2 separate regions of the Homo sapiens genome follow, and region 2 is linked to region 1. A link is an interaction called in ENCODE POLR2A ChIA-PET data of the cell type or tissue named here. Cell type or tissue: PC-9. All regions are shown on one strand. Each heading gives the region's core, and the rest is flanking DNA. Links, peaks and the distances in the headings are about the cores only.

Evidence for each region. ChIA-PET counts read pairs that join two places held together with the same protein. Peaks named below come from ENCODE experiments on the same cell type or tissue, not always from the same donor. Only the 100,000 strongest peaks of a DNase experiment are listed, where the experiment ranks them.
Region 2: POLR2A ChIA-PET joins it to region 1 with 7 read pairs; 4 of 35 experiments call an interaction of 5 or more read pairs at or near these places.

What each region holds. Positions count from the first base shown.
Region 1 is chr5:76,664,071-76,669,455 of GRCh38, forward strand. IQGAP2 (IQ motif containing GTPase activating protein 2) reads left to right here. Exons shown (of 36, transcript NM_006633.5): 22 at 956-1,105; 23 at 4,611-4,774. Among named protein-coding and RNA genes, the nearest start is that of F2RL2, 43 kb to the left of the region's middle. In PC-9, for the core only: no CTCF peak of the experiment used is centred there; no DNase peak of the experiment used is centred there.
Region 2 is chr5:76,828,528-76,833,912 of GRCh38, forward strand. It overlaps F2RL1 (F2R like trypsin receptor 1), which reads left to right. Exons shown (of 2, transcript NM_005242.6): 2 at 4,163-5,385. The coding sequence ends at 5,274. Among named protein-coding and RNA genes, the nearest start is that of F2RL1, 12 kb to the left of the region's middle. In PC-9, for the core only: no CTCF peak of the experiment used is centred there; no DNase peak of the experiment used is centred there; H3K27ac peaks cover 250 bases.

The sequences.
Region 1 (5,385 bases), core at 211-5,210:
ATTCATGACTTGGCTGTTTGGTGCAAGAGGCCTAGCATTACGCCTGTCCTAGCTTTTGATATGCCTTCTTCACTAAGCTTAATAATTTCTAGCTTTTGATTTAAAGTGAAAGATGTGTAACTTTCACTTGAATACTTTGAGGCTATCATATGGTTATTAATTAACCTAATTTCAATATCATTGTGTCTCAGGAAATAGGGGGCCCAAGAAGAGAAGAGAAAAAGGAAAGTTGGTGAAGCAGTCAGAACAGACACATTTATTGGTTAAGTTCTATGGGCGTGGTTTGTGGCACCCCAAAACAATTACAATAGTAACATCGAAGATCACTGATAGGCTGGGCACGGTGGCTTACGCCTGTAATCCCAGCACTTTGGAAGGCCAAAGCGGGTGGATCAAGAGGGCAGGAGATCGAGACCAGCCTGGCCAACATGGTGAAACCCCGTCTCTACTAAAAATACAAAAATTAGCCAGGTGTGGAGGCGCGTGCCTGTAGTTCCAGCTACTCAGGAGGCTGAGGCAGTGGAATCGCTTGAACCTGGCAGGCAGAGGTTGCAGTGTGCTGAGGTTGCACCACTGCACTCCAGCCTGGGTGACAAAGCGAGACTCCATTTCAAAAAAAAAAAAAGATCACTGATAACAGCGCCCCGTAATAGATAGTATAATAATGAAAAAGTTCTACATATTGCAAGAATTATCAAAATGTGACACAGAGACACAAAGTAAGCACATGCTATTGGAAAAAAATGGTGACAATAGGCATGTTCAATGTAGGATTGCACAAACCTTCAATTTGCAAAGAAAAAAAATGCGGTATCTGTGAAGCACAGTAAAGCAATGCACAATACAATGAGGTATGCCTGTATTTCCAATTACGTGTGTTTCAATCCTATATGTGAAGGGAGGAGATAAAGAGTATGAGAATTAAAAAGGAGTAATCTCATCAAATTTTTTACAGGATGTAATTTCACATAGTAAAAAGCTGAACAAGAAAAAAGGAGGAGAAATGGAAATACTGAATAACACCGACAACCAAGGAATAAAAAGTTTGAGTAAGGAGAGGAGAAAAACACTAGAAACATATCAGCAGCTGTTTTACCTTTTACAGGTGAGAACAATTTATCGTTCACTCTGAGTTTGGGAGTAATACTATGTTACATGTTTGTGGCTTACAGGGAGTATTTTGTCATGCTTCAGCTATAATAGCATACATGTTTTGAGCATCTACTAAGTACCAAGTGCTGTTGTTGGTGCTTTACATACATTATCTCATTTAATTCTTACCATAACCCTGGGAGCCGTGAGAGAATGAGTACTGTTGTTATTCCTGCATTACAGATGAGAAAACTGAGACACAGCCAGTAAATGATAAAGCAGGGGTTTTGAAACGCAGGCAGTTTGACTTCAGAGACCATGCTCTTTACAGTATTATACTACGGTTACCTTCAGAAACAATATAAATCTGATAATAACAAAACAAAAACAGGTGCTGTCATCCATGAAAAAATTAAAATAACTGTATGTGAAAAACAGATATTTACCAGAACCAGTCTCCCCTTCTATGGGGGAAGAGCCAGAGGGTTTGGGATTTCAAAATAATATTTCTTTTTTCTTGTATTATTTTCATGGCATTACTATGATCTAAATGAATAGTAATTTTCCATTGCTTCCTGAGTGTTGGTGAGAACTGATAAGTTTGACTGGTTATGGTTGGACTTTGATGGATCACTTATTGTTTTGTTTGACCATTGATTCAGCCCGTCAGCCCTACTAGCACATACAGCTAGTCACAGAGGAAACTGCATGATAGCAATAGAAATTAACAAGCATCCTCTTCAGCAGGAAAAGTTTCCCCAAAGAGGTGGATCCATAGTTCTCCCTTGTAAGAGTCAGATGTCTCTCAGAGTGGGGCCACTGCTGGGATTCCTTCAAAGCCTGGAGATGCTTAGATCTTTGTTTGAGGATGTCACTGGCAGTAGATGTATAGAGAGCACATTACACAAACCATAAATAAGAGGCGTGGCTAACCTCATGGAGAAACACGATGTTAATTTTGGTAGGTTTGAAAATTCTCTACTTGGAATAAGAGATTGGAGAACATCTTCAAACATACGAACATCTTCACACAAGTGGCCACCACATGGCGGCACAGAAGGAAAAGGTTAACAGTACTTAGAATTGTCTGTGGAACCCACTGTTTCACGCCAGCAAACCTAGAAAGAAAGGGGGCTCACTTTAAACAGGAAAGGACTTTGGTCTGCCTAATTTAGTAGTCAACCACCAGTTTGAAATTTAATCTTAGGCACTTATCATTTTTTACACCCATGAAATTTCAAGCATATTGAAGATTCTTTAGAATTTAGTTTTCTCAATTTGACAGAATTTGTCATAAGTTAAAATCTAGTCATTGTTTATTATATAGGTGGAGGCACATTTATGGGAAGAAGAAAAAGTGCAGGAGCATGTTTAGAATAATTCCACCAAACTTGATCCGCAAACAATCCAAAATGTACAACCAAAGGGTGCAACCATTCAGTTGTATCAAGTGAACTCTCTCTTGAAATCATATATTTTTCTTCTCCTTCTCTTCTTTTGAGGCGTTAGCCCAATATCACTAAAGAAATTATAGAAAAGCAAATGGCCTGGATTCCTTCGACCCGTTGGTTACACTTTAGCAAGACTTCTTTTTTTGTAGAGACAAGATGTCACTCTCCCACCCAGGCAGGAGTGCAGTGGCGCAACCACAGCTCACTGCAGCCTTCATCTCCTGGGCTCAAGCAATCCTCCCACCTTGGCCTCCTGAGTAGCTGGGACTACAGACACCTGCCACAATGCCTGGCTAATTTTTTCATGGTTTTTGTAGAGACAGGGTTTTTCCATGTTGCCCAGGCTGATCTCAAACACCTGAGCTCAAGTGATCCACCCATCTCAGCCTCCTCCTAAAGCACTAGGATTGCAGGCATGAGACACCACACCTGACCTAGCAAAAATTCTTAACCAAAGCCGCAGTCAGCTAGTATAGGTTTTTGGGGGGTTTGTCTCTTCAGTATGAACCTAAATTTAAAATTTTTAGGTAACCTTAGGAGGAATGGTGAGTAGGCATCTTTCTTTAGTTATAGAGTAAGTTTCCTTTCTCCTAATTCCTATATACTTCACATTGAAAAACAGTCACTACAGAGCTATCAAGAAAAAGTACTGAGCTGCTTATTTATAAAATTTCAACCAATCATTATGAACTTAAAAGTAAACCTAAGTGATAAAGTAAACCAGAATTTAAGGCTTCTTAAAAGCTGCCCAAACTGCTTGAGTATATTAGATGAATACCAGTTTTCAAGTATGGAAAAATTTTCTTCTCTTGTCAGAAAGAAGATGAAGATTAGGAGTATTAAATTTCTCTTTGTACATACTTCCTCTATAACCTGAACATTATTGTTCTCTTTGAACTTCTACCTGGTAGGTGTAGCTGCTGGAGAAAAGCCACATCACCATGAAGGCTGGTTCTGTATCCAATGGGTCCATCCTCATCAGAGCCCACAGGGTTCCACGTCCATTTTAAGTTCTTTGTTGTTTTTTGCTCATGGTCTTCTGGCACTTCCCTTATCAACTGTCCTGACCTTCACCCCTCTCTTCAGCCTCCCTACCTCACTCCCCCTTCTCACTCTGTGTAGAACATTGTGGCCATTTTGCTGTTTCCACATTGTAAATGTATTCTTTTCTTTTTCTTTCCAGTCTGACAAGATAGTATGCATTTCTACTCATCTATCAATCCTTCTAGGCCAGTCTATGTAGCCGGGCCCTTAGTCCACTTTCTTTTTTTTTTTTTTTTTTTTTTTGATACAGAGTCTGTGTTGTCTAGGCTGGAATACAGTGGTATGATCACAGCTCACGGCAGCCTTGAAATACTGGGCTCAAGTGATCCTCCCAACCTCAGCCTCTTGAGTAGCAGGGACTGCATGCGCACACCACCACACCCGGCTAATTTATTTTTACTTTTTTCTAGAGACAGGGTCTGTCCATGTTGCCCAGGCTTGTCTCGAACTCCTGGGCTCAAGCTATCCTTCTGCCTCTGTCTCCCAAAGCGCTGGAATTATAAGTGTGAGCCACCATGCCCAAGCTTTGCCAGTGTCTTTGGACACCAGATTCTACTGGCTACCCGCCCTGTTTTCTGCGTCTCTACAATAAATATTAATATGTGGTTCAAAAAGGTCAACAGTGAAAAGTAGATATAATATGTTAAGTGTATCATATAGTGTGTATCATTTAAATCCTATCATAATTTTCTACTATAGCTTCCTATAGTATGATATGAATAATATTAAGTAATTAATATTTGATATTAATATTTTAAAATATTAATATATGATAGGAAGCTAAAGTAGAAAGTTATATAATATCAGTCTATAGGAAACTGTAGTAGAAAGTTACACTATATACTAATAGCATAGAGATGAGTACCTGGCATATAAAAATTATTTTATATACTCATCTATATGCTTTTAGTGACATTAAGTCATTGAAGAGCAGGGAATCAGATACTGCTTTGTGCTTTAATAATATATTAACTTATTGTTTTGTGGGATTTTTTTGTTTTCTTTTTCCTTCTTTCCTTCTAGACCAACCCTTTATACTTGGCTAAGCTGATTTTCCAGATGCCACAGAACAAGTCCACTAAATTTATGGATACTGTTATTTTCACACTATATAATTATGCCTCTAATCAGCGAGAAGAATATCTACTTCTCAAGCTTTTTAAAACTGCTCTGGAGGAAGAAATAAAGTATGTATACAAATATGTATGTAAAAATACCAGTGAATCAATCCTTTTGTTAGTGGTGGCTGTCTTTGATTTACTAAAATTATTTTTAAATTCTTATAAGTTATTCCCACATATTAAAATATATCAAGTTTCTTGAGAATACTTCTATATTATTAGAGCTATATTCAAGTACCATTTTCTCCCACCAGTGATACTTTCTCTAGTGTTAAATTAACTTTTGATTTTGTATGCCTGTAACAACTGAAAATCAATAGCATATTGAAAGTCAGTGAAAACATTTAACTTAATTAAAATTCTGAGTAGTAAAGCCATTAACAGGTGGGAATGCAGAGTGCAATCTCTGCCTAAATAGTCTTCCCTTCTTTCTAGAACTTAAACTACTTTTGCTAATTTATTTTCTGACTCAGTTAATGTAAAAATTGTATAGGTAGCTATAATGAGTGGGCTGAGAAACAAGCATGAGAAATGTCCTTAGCTCAGGTGGCCTCCCTAACTTGTGGAAACCTTAAGTTATACCAGTTCCTATTGGTTTTGGGAGCACGGGAGCCAGGCACCTCTGCCCACCAGGTGTCTGTAAGCCCACGAGACATGTGATTCGTGAGAAATAGGAA
Region 2 (5,385 bases), core at 244-5,243, 160 kb after region 1:
TCACCCAGAGTGGAGTGCAGTGGCACAATCTCACTGAATCATTGAACTCCTGGTCTCAAGTGATCTTCCTGTTTCAACTTTCCAAGTATCCAGGACTACAGGTGTGCGCCACCATGCCTGGCTAATTTTTTTTTTTTTTAATTTTTTGTAGAGACACGGTCTTGCTATGTTGGCCAGGCTGGTCTCAAACTCTTGGCCTCGAGCAATCCTTCCACGTCAGCCTCGCAAAGCACTGGGATTATAGGCATGAACAACCGTGCCTGGCTTTGTGTTCAAATTTCTAATTGTCTTATAAATGTTATTTTAGGCCGGGTGCAGTGGCTCATGCCTGTAATTCCAGCACTTTGGGAGGCTCAGGTGGGCAGATCACTTGAGATCAGGAGTTCGAGACCAGCTTGACCAACATGGTGAAACCCCATCTCTACTAAAAATACAAAAATTAGCTGGATGTAGTGGTGTGCACCTGTAATCCCAGCTCCTTGGGAAGCTGAGGCAGGAGAATTGCTTGAACCTGGGAGACGGAGGTTGCAGTGAACCAAGATCGCACCACTGCACTCCAGCCTGGGCGACAGAGTAAGACTCCATCTCAAAAAAAAAAACAAGTTATTTTTATGGTTTGTTTGAATCAGGATTGAAACAAGGTACACACATTATATGACTGATATGTCTTTTAAATCTTCTACTCTATAAATTTCACCTCCACACCTTTTTTTTACCTTTGTTCTTCTTCTTCTTCTTTTTTTTTTTTTTGAAGAGATGGCATTGTGCTATGTTGCCCTGGCTGGTCTTGAACTCCTGGTCTCAATCAATCCTCCTGCTTTGGCCTCTCAAAGTGCTGGGTATTGAAGGCATGAGGCACTGTGCCTGGCCCTCTTTCTTATTTTTTGCCTTATAATTTATATTTTGTAAAAAACAGGTCCTTTATCCTGTAGCAGTTCCCAGAGTCTCAATTTTACTGACTACATTTGTGGTGTTGTTTAACACTTTGCCCCCTTCATTTCCATTAATTTGGTGTTGGATAATTTCCACAATAACTGCACCAGTTGCTCAGTCTATAACACTAATCAAGCACTGAATCCAACACCAAATTAATTTCCAGTATGTTACTTTCTAATTGTTACATACATTGTCATTCTAAGTTAAGTGGCCTGTGAAATCAGTGTTAAAGAATAATAACTGGCTTTTTATAATAATGGAATAGAATACAATAGAAAGTATCAGTGCACCCTATGTAATAAGAATAATTATTATTTTGTGAAACGTTTTTCCACCATGGATATGTGTATTGGGAACTGGGTTAGTATGTGGAATATGGTTCTTAGGGGTTATGGTCAAATATTTGAAGAACACTGTAATATGTAGGAATTTTTTTTAAATTTAAAAACAACATATGTTCTTTTTGAAGAATTATATAAAAAAAATAGAACCACTAGAAATAGGACTATCCTAAGCATATTAGTTTCTTGTGGCTACCATAGCAAATTGCCATAAACTGATGATGTAAAACAACACATTTATTCTGTCAGTTCTGGAGACCAGAAGTCTGAAATCAAGGAATTGGGGCCACAAGCCCTCCAAAAGCTCTAAGGGAGAGTCCATTCCTTGCCTTTTCCAGCTTGCAGTGGCTGCTGGCATTTCTTGGCATTCTTGGCCTGTTCCTTGATGTGACTCCAATCTCTGCCTCCATTCTCATGTCACTCACTCCTCTGGCTTCTCCTTTTCTGCGTGTTGCAGATCTCTTTCTGCTTTTCTCTCTGTTTTGTTGTTTGATACAGACTTTAACTCTGTCGCCCAGGCTGGAGTGCAGTGGCGCAATCTTGGCTCACTGCAACCTCCGCCTCCCAGGTTCAAGCAATTCTCCTGCCTCAGCCTCCCAAGTAGCTAGAACTACAGGCGCCTGCCACCACGCCCGGCTAATTTTTGTATTTTTAGTAGAGACAGGGTTTCACTATGTTGGCCAGGCTTGTCTTGAACTTCTGACCTCGTGATCCACCCACCTCAGCCTCCCAAAGTGCTGGGATTACAGGCGTGAGACACCACGCCAGGCCTCTGCCTTTATCTTAGAAACGACACTTGTCATTGGATTTAGGGCCCGCCTAGATAACCCAGGGAGATCTTCTTATCTTAGGATCCTTAATTCTATCTGCAAAGACATTTTTGCTAAATAATGTTCACAGAGTCTGGCGATTAGGACATAGACTTCTCTTTTGGGGGCACCACCTTTCAACCCACTACACTAAGTGAAAAGTGAAATATTGATCTCTACATCCCCCAACACTCCACCCAGGCTAGCATCCCAAATAGGGAAGCATTAAGATGTGAAAAATTCTGCGGAACATTAGTGTAAAGCTTCTAGTGGAAAAATGATGACCAAGCATAACATTATGAGATAAGAGCATGAGTAGGTTTAATATCCCCCTGGTATACGGCAGTGCAAGTATTGCCCTGTCTTCTCTGCTTGGTGAGGCCTACTTTTCCCCAGAATTAGAGTAAAATTATTCAGTATCCTTATATTGTCCTTACTTACTCCTGCAGGTTCATGAATACTTAGGGGCAGAATGTAGGGAGGACATGCCATTCATTTCTTTGTGGTTTTTAGGTCAACTTCATAATATAAGAGAGGGATAATAAGTTAGCTTGTCATGCTACATGCTTGAAAGTCTGTCATCAGTACAGCCACCTATCCAGGCCAGACGGTTTCCCTGCCAGTTGGCCTCCATGGGACATTCTCCAGGAAACCAGCACATGAGCAGGGAAAATCCCTGCCATTGTTGAGGCTATCGTTGTGGGTGAAAAGGGAATGTCCCTTGTGGTCCTGGAATCTCCCTGTGGCAAGCTCTGAATAGGGTATGATGAATTGAATAGGCCAGGAAGGATCCTGGCTCAGGGCTAGAGTGGGATAGAAGGCCATTATGAAGTGAGAAATTAGAAAACTGGTGTCAGGATGGGGATCGCTATTTTACACACTTGAGAATTTAGAAAGGAATTACTGCACATTCCTAAACTGATTTTTTTTTTTTTTTTTTGACTGAGGCTCGCTCTGTCACCCAGGCTGAAGTGCAGTGGCATGATCTTGGATCACTGCAACCTCCACTTCCGGGGTTCAAGCGATTCTTCTGCCTCAGCCTCCCAAGTAGCTGGGATTACAGGCGCCTGCGCCTGGCTAATTTTTGTATTTTTAACAGAGTCAGGGTTTCGCCATGTTAGCCAGGCTGGTCTGAAACTCCTGACCTCAGGTGATCCACCTGCCTTAGCCTCCCAAAGTGCTGAGATTACACGCATGAGCCACCATGCCCAGCCAAACCAAATTTTACTAATTGATAAATCAAAGGACTGTTGTTGGTCATGTGATAAGAATAGCTAGAGCTGGGCGTGATGTCTCACACCTGTAATTCCAGCACTTTGGGAGGCCAAGATGGGAGGATCACTTGAAGCCAGGAGTTCGAGACCAGCTTAGTCAACATAGCAAGACCCCATCTCTAAAAAAAAAAAAAATAATAAGTAAAATAAAAAGAATAGCTGGGGACTAATGAGTGTGGACAGTTTGTAAAAATAAATTGAAATATTGTTAGTCTTCTTTATATTCCTAGAAATCGATGCTCCACATGCATCCCACAACTCCTTACAACTCCCCGATACAAAAATACTCACTGTAAGAAAAAAACCCATAAAACCAAACTAAACCAGACAATAGAAATCCCAATAATCTCATTACACAAAGAAAAGCCCCTATAAGCATTTTGTGTAATCCTCTAATAGTACATTTCTGTTTTCATCTAAAGTACTTTCATTTGAGGCTGGGCTCAGTGGCTCACACTTGTATCTCACCACTTTGGGAGGCTGAGGCAGGAGAATCTTAAGGCCAGGAGTTTGAGAACAGCCTGGGCAACATAGTGAGATCCTATCTCTACAAAAAGTAAAAAATTAGCTGGGTGTGATGGTGTGTGCCTGTGGCCTGGCTGTTTAGGAGGATTGCTTGAGCCCAAAAGTTTGAGGCTGCGGTGCATTATGATCGCTCCACTACGCTCCAGCCTGGGTGACAGCGAGACCCTGTCTCATAAATTAAAAAATGAATAAATGAATGTACTTTCATTTGAACAAACCAGTGTTACTGCTGAAACATTTATTTCTGTAATGACCCTTGTCTTCCTTTCTTGTACAGGAACCAGTAGATCCTCTAAAGGAAGAAGCCTTATTGGTAAGGTTGATGGCACATCCCACGTCACTGGAAAAGGAGTTACAGTTGAAACAGTCTTTTCTGTGGATGAGTTTTCTGCATCTGTCCTCACTGGAAAACTGACCACTGTCTTCCTTCCAATTGTCTACACAATTGTGTTTGTGGTGGGTTTGCCAAGTAACGGCATGGCCCTGTGGGTCTTTCTTTTCCGAACTAAGAAGAAGCACCCTGCTGTGATTTACATGGCCAATCTGGCCTTGGCTGACCTCCTCTCTGTCATCTGGTTCCCCTTGAAGATTGCCTATCACATACATGGCAACAACTGGATTTATGGGGAAGCTCTTTGTAATGTGCTTATTGGCTTTTTCTATGGCAACATGTACTGTTCCATTCTCTTCATGACCTGCCTCAGTGTGCAGAGGTATTGGGTCATCGTGAACCCCATGGGGCACTCCAGGAAGAAGGCAAACATTGCCATTGGCATCTCCCTGGCAATATGGCTGCTGATTCTGCTGGTCACCATTCCTTTGTATGTCGTGAAGCAGACCATCTTCATTCCTGCCCTGAACATCACGACCTGTCATGATGTTTTGCCTGAGCAGCTCTTGGTGGGAGACATGTTCAATTACTTCCTCTCTCTGGCCATTGGGGTCTTTCTGTTCCCAGCCTTCCTCACAGCCTCTGCCTATGTGCTGATGATCAGAATGCTGCGATCTTCTGCCATGGATGAAAACTCAGAGAAGAAAAGGAAGAGGGCCATCAAACTCATTGTCACTGTCCTGGCCATGTACCTGATCTGCTTCACTCCTAGTAACCTTCTGCTTGTGGTGCATTATTTTCTGATTAAGAGCCAGGGCCAGAGCCATGTCTATGCCCTGTACATTGTAGCCCTCTGCCTCTCTACCCTTAACAGCTGCATCGACCCCTTTGTCTATTACTTTGTTTCACATGATTTCAGGGATCATGCAAAGAACGCTCTCCTTTGCCGAAGTGTCCGCACTGTAAAGCAGATGCAAGTATCCCTCACCTCAAAGAAACACTCCAGGAAATCCAGCTCTTACTCTTCAAGTTCAACCACTGTTAAGACCTCCTATTGAGTTTTCCAGGTCCTCAGATGGGAATTGCACAGTAGGATGTGGAACCTGTTTAATGTTATGAGGACGTGTCTGTTATTTCCTAATCAAAAAGGTCTCACCACATACCATGTG